Linked DNA regions of Homo sapiens: region 1 is linked to region 2. Evidence: chromatin loops called from intact Hi-C (ENCODE). Cell type or tissue: K562. All regions are shown on one strand. Links, peaks and the distances in the headings refer to the core of each region. The heading gives the core; the rest is flanking DNA. Region 1 has its middle 6.0 kb from the start of ACTL7B. Region 2 overlaps EPB41L4B (erythrocyte membrane protein band 4.1 like 4B).

Region 1 (5,374 bases), core at 286-5,285, 370 kb after region 2:
GCTTCAACACAACTTCTTCCTTAGCATTAGTTTCTGTTGCTTGTAACCCAAGTGATTGTAAAAAGCCTGATGAAATACAGAGAGGGAAGCTGAGGCTTATAGAGGGAAAGTGATATATCCCAAATCACACACGCAGTAAGTGCTACGTGTGAACCCCATTCCCTCCTTATCTCCTCTCCTCACTCCACACATCTTCAGCAACTTCTCCTGTCTCTAGTCACTGCTTCAGTCCCTCCAACACATGGTCATCTCCTCAAAAGCATCCCTCATGTGGCAGGGGCTGTAAAAACACTAATTGCTAGATCCCTGACATGAACTTATTTAAGCTAACCAGAGGATTCAGCAGGAGATTTATTTTTGGTGGAAAAACACGGGTCAGTGACTTCCAGCTTAAGATGACCTCCTGACCCTGTGTGTTTATCTCCCCTCCCTTCTCAGATTCCATGGAGTCATAGTAGAGAATATAAATGCATAAGCTCAGTGCAAATAAAGAGAATGGTAGGGGAACTACAGGGACTAGAGATTTCTACCTGATTCTGGAAGAAAGAGAGTGGAGGTGGGAACCAAGGAAAGAAGCAAGGGTAGGAATTTCCTGTCCTGCAGAATGGGCAGGAATTTGCAACTTGGAAATGCCAGACAGGAAAGACATAGCAGTGAAGCATGTGAGAGTGGGAACGGGCTGAGGAGGGGTGGTGCCCGTGGTCTCTATCTGAAGAATTGTGGCTTTCCATGCTCACAGGTAGAGAGAGGGGTAAGAACACTGGCTGCCTCTACAGGTATGTTTCTTAGGAAGAAAGAAGTTGAATTCTCTCTCTAAAAGTGGTGCTGGTATAGAAAAAGGAGGAGGGAAGCATGTGAAGAACAGACAAGGAGCCTCACCTGCACCCCCTTGTCCCTTCTCCAGACCAGGAATCACACTTGGGACTAGCTCATATTCCCGAGGTAGAATAGTTGATGCCTCCAACTTTCCTGTTATCACTTTCCACAACTCCTGGTTTCTGCATGGGCATCGGACGTGGCCCAGGACTGACTTCCCTTCCAGCACCGAGGGCAGAGCATGTGATTTAGGCTCAGCCAGTCGGAGCATCCATCTCCTTGGCCATAATGATTGGTTCTGGGTGAACATGCGATCTCAGTAGAGTGAGTCCTGGAGAGTGAATCCTACGCTTTTTGCTTGGAAGCTTGATGTGAAGTTGAGGGGTGTGTCCTAGCACTGCTGTGGCATTTATGACTAGGAAAGAAGCCAGCTTGAAGCTGACCCACCAAGGATTGTGGAGCTCAGAGAAACAAAGCTGGTGCCCTGGGGACGAAGTGAACCTCTGAATCAAACCATGCCTAGAGTTTGAACCCACTCCCAGGTATTTCAGTTCTGTGAGCCATGCATTCAACTTCATCATTCATGTGCCTTAGGGTTGTGTGTCTGTTACTTGCAACTGAGAGCATTCTAGCTGCGTCAATTTCCTTCTCAACAACAGCATTCCTCTGGAGCAGGTTTGCATGGAGAAGAGACTGGGGTTGGAGAGGCCTCTTTTAATTGAAATATTAAGACCAACAATTCATTTTTTCCTTACGAAGAAACTACATAAGAATAATTTTTATCAAGGTACCAGAGGATATCAGATAACATACTACACTGAAGGCAGAGACCAAAGAGTGTCTGTTGACTGCTATCTTATATATTCACTTCTTAGATATTTGTCCCTAAGGCTAGACTCAGAGCTTCTTGAGGGCAGGAACTGTGCTTCCCTCATTTTAGTTTTCTCAGAGTCTGGTGCAGAGCATGGCACAGAGTTGGTGCTTAGTACATGCCAAATGAACTCATTTATTCCCAGTCTGTGAGGTGGACATTACAGTATTTCCCCCCATTTTACAGGTGAGGACACTGAGGCTTGGAAAGGTTAGGAGTCTTGTGCAAGGTCACCCATCTGGTAAACCAAAGTCTTGTGCTAAATCGAAGTTTTGAGATTCCACAATGCCTTTTTGCCCTTGTCTCCTACTTTTCTGAAAATTATCAATCTCTTTTCCAAGAAGAAAAATTTACATATAAAAATTGCTTTCAAATCATGTACAACAAATTTGATGTAATTTCATAGTCATTATCCTGAGGTTTCAAAGTTAAAAATGCCAATCTTTTAGCAAAGAAGAGATTTGTCTTGCTGGAACCTTCCAGAGACATAAGCATTAGAGTGACATCAAGTGGTGAAGTCCTACCACTTCCACATGGCAAGAGGCTTGTTTTCCTCACTGTCCAGGCAGTCTGATCTCTCTCCCTCAAATGTTTGTTACTAAGTTTGCTGTAAGAGTTATTTGCCCAAGGTCTTTTTCTTTTTCTTTTCTCTTTTTTTTTTCTTTTGAGATGGAGTTTCGCTCTTGTCGCCCAGGATGGAGTGTGATGGTGCAGTCTCAGCTCATACAACCTCCGCCTCCCTGGTTCAAGCAATTCTCCTGCCTCAGCCTCCTGAGTAGCTGGGATTACAGGCACCCACCATGCCCAGCTAATTTTTGTATTTTTAGAAGAGATGGGGTTTCACCATGTTGGCCAGGCTGGTCTTGAACTCCTGACCTCAGGTGATCTGCCCGCCTTGGCCTCCAAAATTTCTGGGGTTACAGGCATGGGCCACTGCGCCTGGCCCCAAGGTCTTTCTAAGAAATTAACTTTATAGCCCAGGCACAGTGGCTCACGCCTGTAATCCCAGCCACGTGGAACTCTAAGTCCAGTTAAACCTCTTTCCTATGTAAATTGTCCAGTCTCAGATATGTCTTTATCAGCAGCATGAAAACGGACTAATACAGTAAATTGCTGAAAAGATACCCAAAAATGTGGAAGCAACTTCAGAACTCGGTAACAGGCAGAGATTGGAACAGTTTGGAGGGCTCAGAAGAAGACAGGAAAATGTGGGAAAGTTTGGGACTTCCTAGAGACTTGTTAAGTGGCTTTGCCCAAAATGCTGATAGCAATACGAACAATAAAATCCAGGCTGAGGCAGGCTCAGATGGAGATGAGGAACTTGTTGGGAAGTGGAGCAAAGGTGACTCTTGTTATGTTTTAGCAAAAAGACTGGTGGCATTTTGCCCCTGCTCTAGAGATTTGTGGAACTTTGAACTTGAGAGAGATGATTTAGGGTATCTGGTGAAAGAAATTTCTAAGCAGCAAAGCATTCAACAGCTAACTTGGGTGCTGTTAAAGACATTCAGTTTGTTGTTGTTGTTGTTGTTTGAGACAGAGTCTTGCTCTGCCGCCCAGGCTGGAGTGCAGTGGCGCTATCTTGGCTCACTGCAACCTCTGCCTCCCGGGTTCAAGCGATTCTCCTGCCTCAGCTTCCCGAGCAGCTGGGACTATAGGTATGTGCCAGCTAATTTTTGTATTTTTAGTAGAGACGGGGTTTCACCACATTGGCCAGGCTGTTCTCGAACTCCTGACTTCATGATCCACCCACCTTGGCCTCCCAAAGTGCTGGGATTACAGACATAAGCCGCCACGCCCAGCTGGCATTCAGTTTTATAGGGGAGGCAGAGCATAAAACTTTAAAAATTTGCAGCCTGACTAGGCAATAGTAAAGAAAAACCCATTTTCTGGGAACAAATTCAAGCTGGCTGCAGAAACTTGCATAAATAGCAAGGAGCCTAATGTGAATCCCCCAGACCATGGGGAAAATGTCTCCAGGCCATGTCAGAGAACTTCCTGGCAGCCACTCCCATCACAGGCCCAGAGGCCCAGGAAGAAAAAGTGGTTTTGTGGGCTAGGCCCAGGGTCCCCATGCTGTGTGCAGTCTAGGGACTTGGTGTCCTGTGTTCCAGCCACTCCAGCTGTGGCTGAAAGGTGCTGATGTGCAGCTTGGGCTGTGGCTTCAGAGGATGGAAGCCCCAAGCCTTGGCAGCTTCCATGTGGTGTTAAGCCTGTGGGTGCACAGAAGTCAAGAATTGAGGTTTGGGAGCCTCCACCTAGATTTCAGAAGATGTATGGAAACGCCTGGATGCCCAGGCAGAAGTTTGCTGCACGTGCAGGGCCTTCATGGAGAAGCTCTGCTAGGGCAGTGCAGAAAGGAAATGTCAGGTCAGAGCCCCCACAGAGAGTCCCTTCTGGGGCACTGCCTAGTGTAGCTGTGAGAAAAGGGCCACTGTCCTCCAGACCCCAGAATGGTAGATCCATCAACGGCTTGCACTGCGCACCTGGAAAAGCTGCAGACACTCAACAACAGCCTGTGAAAGCAGCCGGACGGGAGGCTGTACCCTGCAAAGCCACAGGGATGGAGCCGCCCAAGACCGTGGGAACCCACCTCTTGCATCAGCACACAATGGATATGAGACCCGGAGTCAAAGGAGATCATTTTGGAGCTTTAAAATTTGACTGACCTGCTGGATTTCAGACTTGCATGGGCCCTGTAACCCCTTTGTTTTGGCCAATTTCTCCCATTTGGAACAGCTGTATTTACCTAGTACTTATACACCCATTGTATCTAGGAAGTAACTAGTTCGCTTTTGATTTTACAGGTTCATAGGTGGAAGGGACTTGCCTTGTTTCAGGTGAGACTTTGGACTGTGGACATTAGGGTTAATGGTGAAATGAGTTAAGATTTTGGGGGACTGTTGGGAAGGCATGACTGGTTTTGAAATGTGAGGACATGAGATGTGGAGGGGCCAGGGATGGAATGATATGGTTTGGCTGGGTACCCACCAAAATCTCAATTTGAATTGTATCTCACAGAATTCCCATGTGTTGTGGGACAGACCCAGGGGGAGGTAACTGAATCATGGGGGCTGGTCTTTCCCATACTATTCTCGTGATAGTGAATAAATCTCACGAGATCTGATGGATTTATCAGGGGTTTCTGCTTTTGCTTCTTCCTCATTCTCTCTTGCCACTGCCATGTGAGAAGTGCCTTTCATTCTCTGCCATGATTGTGAGACCTTCCCCAGCCACATGGAACTGTAAGTCCAGTTAAACCTCTTTCTTTTGTAAATTGCCCACTCTTGGGGATGTCTTTATCAGCAGCTTGAAAACGGACTAGTACTAAAGTCTATTAATTTTCTTAAATGAAACTAAAAAAAAAAAAAAAAAAGAAAGACAATCTACAGAGGCCGGGCATGGTGGCTCACGCCTGTAATCCCAACAGTTTGGGAGGCTGAGGCGGGCGGATCACCTGAGGTCAGGAGTTTGAGACCAGCCTGGCCAACATGGAGAAACTCCATCTCTACTAAAAATACAAAATTAGCTGGGCATGGTGGTGCATGCCTGTAATCCCAGCTACTGGGGAGGCTGAGGTAGGAGAATCACTTGAACCCAGGAGGCAGAGGTTGCAGTGAGCACTCCAGCCTGGGAAACAAGAGTGGAACTCTGTCTCAAAAAAAAAAAAAAAAAAAAAGAAGCTAAAAA
Region 2 (5,374 bases), core at 308-5,307:
TCTCCAGGCCTTCCAAGCAAAGGGGAATTTTCTCTGTTATGAGCTCCCAGTCTCTGCAGCTCCTTAGGACAGATATTATTTTCAACATATTTGCAAGACAGGAAAAATATTAACAGGCTTTGGGGTCCACAGACCTGTCGTCAAATCCTAGCTGCACAACTTCATTAATCCATCCTTCCTTTCATTCTTCCTTCCTCCCCCTCCCTCCCCTCCCTTCTTCCTTCCATCAAATATTTATGGAACACCTGCTATATAACAGGTAAAGGTCTCCATGTTTTTAAAAGGGAATCTTTTCTGTAAAATAGCTAGCACAGTATCTGAGACATACAGCAAGTACTGGATAAATAGTTGGGGGAAAGGATGATTCTCAGATACCTAAATTTGCCCAGAAATCGCTTAACCCAACTCACGTTACAGCTGAGGGAATGGAGGCTCAGAGTGACTGCCCAAGCTTCTCCTGCAAAGTAGGGGCGGAACTAAGACTTGAGCCCAGGTTTTTCCACTCCAACTCAGGGCACTTTTTGCTGCCTCCATGGGGCATGAAGAGGGTGGATACTCTGGTTATGTTTCAGGTTGGAGAGGCGAGGAGGGATGGTGTTTCCCAGAAGCCAAAATCGTGCCTTCTTCCACATTCTTACACACACACACGCACACACACATATGCTCACACACACCAACACACGCACGTGCACACACGCACACACACAGAACCGTCCTTGAGCAAAGTCTCCAGGAGGCAGCCAAGATGGGTCAGAGATGCAGCTCATGGGGCAATGTAGGGGACAAATAGTGCCATTTCTTCTGGACTGTCTCCTGCATCTGCAACACAGTCCTCAATGACACCTCCTCCCAATGTCCCCAAGTGACAGGTCTGCAAGCCCTGCTTACACAGCTTCAAAATATCCCAGAAGGCAGTTCACCTCACTCCATCCACCAGGTTAGTCTAGATCCCGCCCTGCGGCAGTCTCCTAACAGAGAGATACTGGAGTCTCTCCCCAACCAGTCTCCTCCACACAGCGCTCAAAACAAACTCTCCAAAATCTAACTCCCTTGCTTAAGCCCTTTCCTTGATAACCAGGCACTCTAAGCCCTTCATAACTAGCCCCAGCCTGTCTTAGTCTCCCTTCCTGCTACTTTCCTCCTCACTTCTCCAGACATCCTGCTCTTTCAACCACCGTTCCTTTGCTCATGCTATTCCTTAGGCCTGGAACAGCTGTTTCTACCTTTTCCACTGAAAAGAAATTCTACACACACAAATGACAAAATAACACACCTCCTCTGATTTCAAGCATGTGGGTTATTAATTGGAAAAACCCAAGTACTTCAAGCAATAAATAAATAAAGGCATTTACTGGAGCTTATAATGGAAAAGTTCAGTGGTAATGCCAGCTTCAGGTGTGGCTGGAACCAGGAGCTAAAATGATACCATTAAGTTTCTTCTCTCTCTGACTACCTCTAACCTCTGCTCATCTTGTCTTTCTTTGTGCATTGGCCTCAGTCTCACAGGGACTACTTCTCTGTGTCCAAAAAAGATGTTCACAAAGAGCCCTAACTTCCATCATCCTTACAGCCGGAGCCAGCTTACCCATTACACACAGTAGGCACACAATACTTAGACTCACAATACTTTCAGGGGCCCACGAAAAGGTTTTAAATATTTTTTAAAATAAGAAAAAAATGGATTTTCCGTTGAAGAAAATGTTTTAGTATATGTTATTAACATATTTACTTTTATGCAGTTGTGAAATTTAATTTTTAGTTAATTTTTATAGAAAATGGACAAAGGTGGCCAGGCACGGTGGCTCACGCCTGTAATCCCAGCACTTTGGGAGGCGGGTGGATCACAAGGTCAGGAGATCGAGACCGTCCTGGCTAACACGGTGAAACCCCATCTCTATTAAAAATACAAACCAATAGCCAGGAGTGGTGGCAGGTGCATGTAGTCCCAGCTACTCAGGAGGCTGAAGCAGGAGAATGGCGTGAACCCGGGAGGCGGAGTTTGCAGTGAGCTGAGATCGCGCCACTGCACTCTAGCCTGGGCGACAGAGCGAGACTCCATCTCAAAAAAAGGAAAGAAAATGGACAAAGGCAAAAGTGCTTGTGGCACAAAAAGGCACAATAAGGCCCTGCTTGCCTGTTACAAAGAAAGAGAGAGCCTTCCTTTCAGTTTTCATGTGTTAAATCTTAGGAAAAACTCTGATTGTCCCTAATTGGATGACATTCCAGAACACTCTCATTAGAAGGATGCAGGACTCTGATTGGCCAGGCTCAAGTCTCAGGCCCACCCCTGAGGAGGAAATGTCAATCCCATACAAACACAAGGAATGGGGTTTCCTATAAGAAAGAAGATTCTGTTTCAAGAACTGTCCAGCAAAACCTAACTGTCTTCCCCCGAATGCTCTTTCCCTTACAAACACCTTCCCCCAGGAGAACTGATTGCTTCCACTTCTGCATTTTCTTAGCAGTTTGTTCTAGTATGATTGTAAGTGACTGAATCACAGAGCTTCCTACTCTGGAGTGTGAGTTCCTTGAAGACAGAGTGAAAGAGTGGGCAGTAGAGATCTGAACCATGGGAATGAGCAGAAAAAGGGGTTAGCCCTGCCAGGGAATAAGAGGAAGGGATCTTTATCTGGGTCTTAAAGGCTGGAAGTCTTCCTGGAAGAAGGGGTATTTTCACTGGGTTGACAGATGAGGAAGGACTTCAGGAGGCACCAAGAAGTAAGAGGCATCGGGATGGGAAGGAGTTAGGGTGGGAAGTAGAAGGATGTAGCAGGAGATGAGGCTGAAAAGAGAAAGGGCCAAGACTGGGGGCGGGGGGAGGTGCTGTCAGTGCCACATAAAGGATTGTGGCTTTTATCCTTCAAGCCAGGGCTCTTCACCTGGGTCCATGGAGAGGCTCTAGAGGGCCTGATATTGTGTGTAGAATGTTGTTTGTTGGTACAGGGAAGGTTCGTGGTATTCACCAGATTTTCAAAGGGGTTTCTGTCTTAAAGTGGTTAAGAATTATTAGTGTTAGGCTGGGTGCGGTGGTTCATGCCTGTAATCCCAGCACTTTCGGAGGCTGAGGCAGGCAGGTCACTTGAGGTCAGGGGTTTGAAACCAGCTTGGCCAACATGGTGAAACCCCATCTCTACTAAAAATACAAAAACTAGCCAGGCATGGTGGTGTGCACCTGTAATCCCAGCTACTCAGGAGGCTGAGGCATGAGAATTGCTTGAGCCTGGGAGGTGGAGGTTGCAGTGAGCTGAGATAGTGCCACTGTATTCCAACCTGGGCAACAGAGTGAGACACTGCCAAAAAAAAAAAAAAAAAAAGAATTATTAGTATTAGAGATATATTCAAGCTCCTTGAAGAAGGAGAGCATGGTCTGGAATGTAATTAGAATAGCACTCTGGCAATTACTCTGTGGAGGATGGACTAAAGGAACGAGCAGAGACGGGGAGAGCCAGCAGGAATCTGTTACAAGAGTCTAGGTGGGAGATGACACGGCCTTCAAATGGGGCAATCCTAGTTGTTTTTTGTTTTTTTTTTAAAAGGAGGTGGTCCACTGGAATTAAAAGATGTTGTAAGCTGGGCACAGTGGCTTACACCTGTAATCCCAGCATTTTGGGAAGCCCAGGAGGGTGGACCACTTGAGCCCAGGAGTTTGAGACCAGCCCAGGCAACATAGCGAGATCCTGTCTCTACAAAAAATTTTAAAAATTAGCCAGGCATGGTGTCATATCCCTGTGGCCCCAGTTGCCTGGGAGGCTGAGGTGGGAGAATCACTTGAGCCTGGGAGCTTGAGGCCACAGTGAGCTGTGTTTGCACCACTGCACTCCAGCCTGGGCAACACAGCAAGACCCTGTCTCAAGAAAAAGATGTTGCAGCACTGATGTTAACTGGAGCTTTCTGCATGTTGTGGGTGACAGAGAGGAAGAGAAACTGACCCCAAGACTTCTAGTTTGCATTATGATCTTGTCATAGGATTATTTACAAATGATTTTTTATTATTGTTTTTACCTCTTCCTCTCATTTAGAGAATGCCTTTAAAAAAAAGAAATAAATATTATTTCATTTAATTTCAAATACTTCTTTAAGTTACAAGACTTAAAGTCTCTGATATATACAAACTTCCACTTTGCTCTTTTTCTTAAGTATAATATTACCATTGTATATACTTTATAATAACTACAGATCTAGTTTTTGAGTTTATTTCTTTCAGTGTTTAATGCCTAGAAAACGTCTTTGAAAGTACACAGAGGGCTTGCAAGGCATTCTGCTTTTCTAAATCCTGACTGTGTCACCCTCCACAGCTACCCGCTCCCTTCCCCAGTGCTTAGCAGCTCGGACCGGTTGCCTTTTGGCATTGAGGAGAATGGGGGCACACCGTTCCTCACCGCAGCTTCAGGAAGGCATCACCACCAGCACCAGCATCAGCATCAGCACCAGCACCACTCAAACTACAGCCTCTCACTGACCCTGGAGAACAAAGAGGGGCCTCTGAGGTCCCCAAACTCCAGCAGCAAGTCCCTTACAAGTGAGTAGGGGTGGAGGGGGCAAGGCAGGAGAAGGGGGAGCAATGCTGCAGGGCACGAGAGTTCCCTAGATTCTTAAGACAGACCCTTGCGGTGCAGCACACAATGGTTGTCATGTTATGCTGGGCTACCGGGTTTGGGCCAGAGTAGACAAGAGCCTTATGCATTTGAGCAGAAGCACTTTAGGGATTATGGTTTACCAGTAAACTCTAATTTCATTATAGGGTCACAGTTCTCCACCTCCTTTCTTTTTTTCTTTTCTTTTTTTTTTTTTTTGAGATGGAGTCTGGAGTCTGGCTCTGTCACCCAGGCTGGAGTGCAGTGGCATGATCTCGGCTCATTGCACCCTCCCCCTCCCAGGTCCGAGCAATTCTCCTGCCTCAGCCTCCCGAGTAGCTGAGATTATAGGCATGTGCCACCACACCCAACTAATTTTTGTATTTTTAGTAGAGACAGATTTTGACTATGTTGGCCAGGCTGGTCTCAAACTCCTGACTTCAGGTGATCCACACATCTCGGCCTCCCAAAGTGCTAGGATTACAGGCGTGAGCCACCATGCCCGGTCAAGAAGTGAAGGCTTTTGAAAAGTGATTAAGTCATGAGAGTTCCACTCTTATGAATAGATTAGTGCCTTACAAAAGAGCTGGACGAAAAAAATCCCAAAGTGCTGGGATTACAGGCGTGAGCCACAGTGCCCCGCCTCCACCTCCTTTCTTAACAGTTCTCTGCCTCTGTGGTACCCAGCACTGGCTTGAGCAATGGAAAAGAGAAAGAGGGGAGGGGAGTGATGGCTGGACTTTCTACTTTCTTCATCATAGAAAAACTCATTCTATCCCATTTTTGACATTCCACTTGGG

Evidence for each region. Peaks named below come from ENCODE experiments on the same cell type or tissue, not always from the same donor. Only the 100,000 strongest peaks of a DNase experiment are listed, where the experiment ranks them.
Region 1: it touches region 2 in a loop (2.9-fold over the local background); 1 of 110 quality-filtered maps calls a loop at or near these places.

The regions. Positions count from the first base shown.
Region 1 is chr9:108,847,306-108,852,679 of GRCh38, reverse strand. No RefSeq gene overlaps it. Among named protein-coding and RNA genes, the nearest start is that of ACTL7B, 6.0 kb to the left of the region's middle. In K562, for the core only: a CTCF peak has its summit at 2,193 (motif pointing left); a DNase peak (open chromatin) is centred at 2,199; H3K27me3 peaks cover 366 bases.
Region 2 is chr9:109,216,067-109,221,440 of GRCh38, reverse strand. EPB41L4B (erythrocyte membrane protein band 4.1 like 4B) reads left to right here. Exons shown (of 26, transcript NM_019114.5): 16 at 4,296-4,519. Among named protein-coding and RNA genes, the nearest start is that of FRRS1L, 52 kb to the right of the region's middle. In K562, for the core only: no CTCF peak of the experiment used is centred there; a DNase peak (open chromatin) is centred at 2,280; H3K27me3 peaks cover 1,812 bases.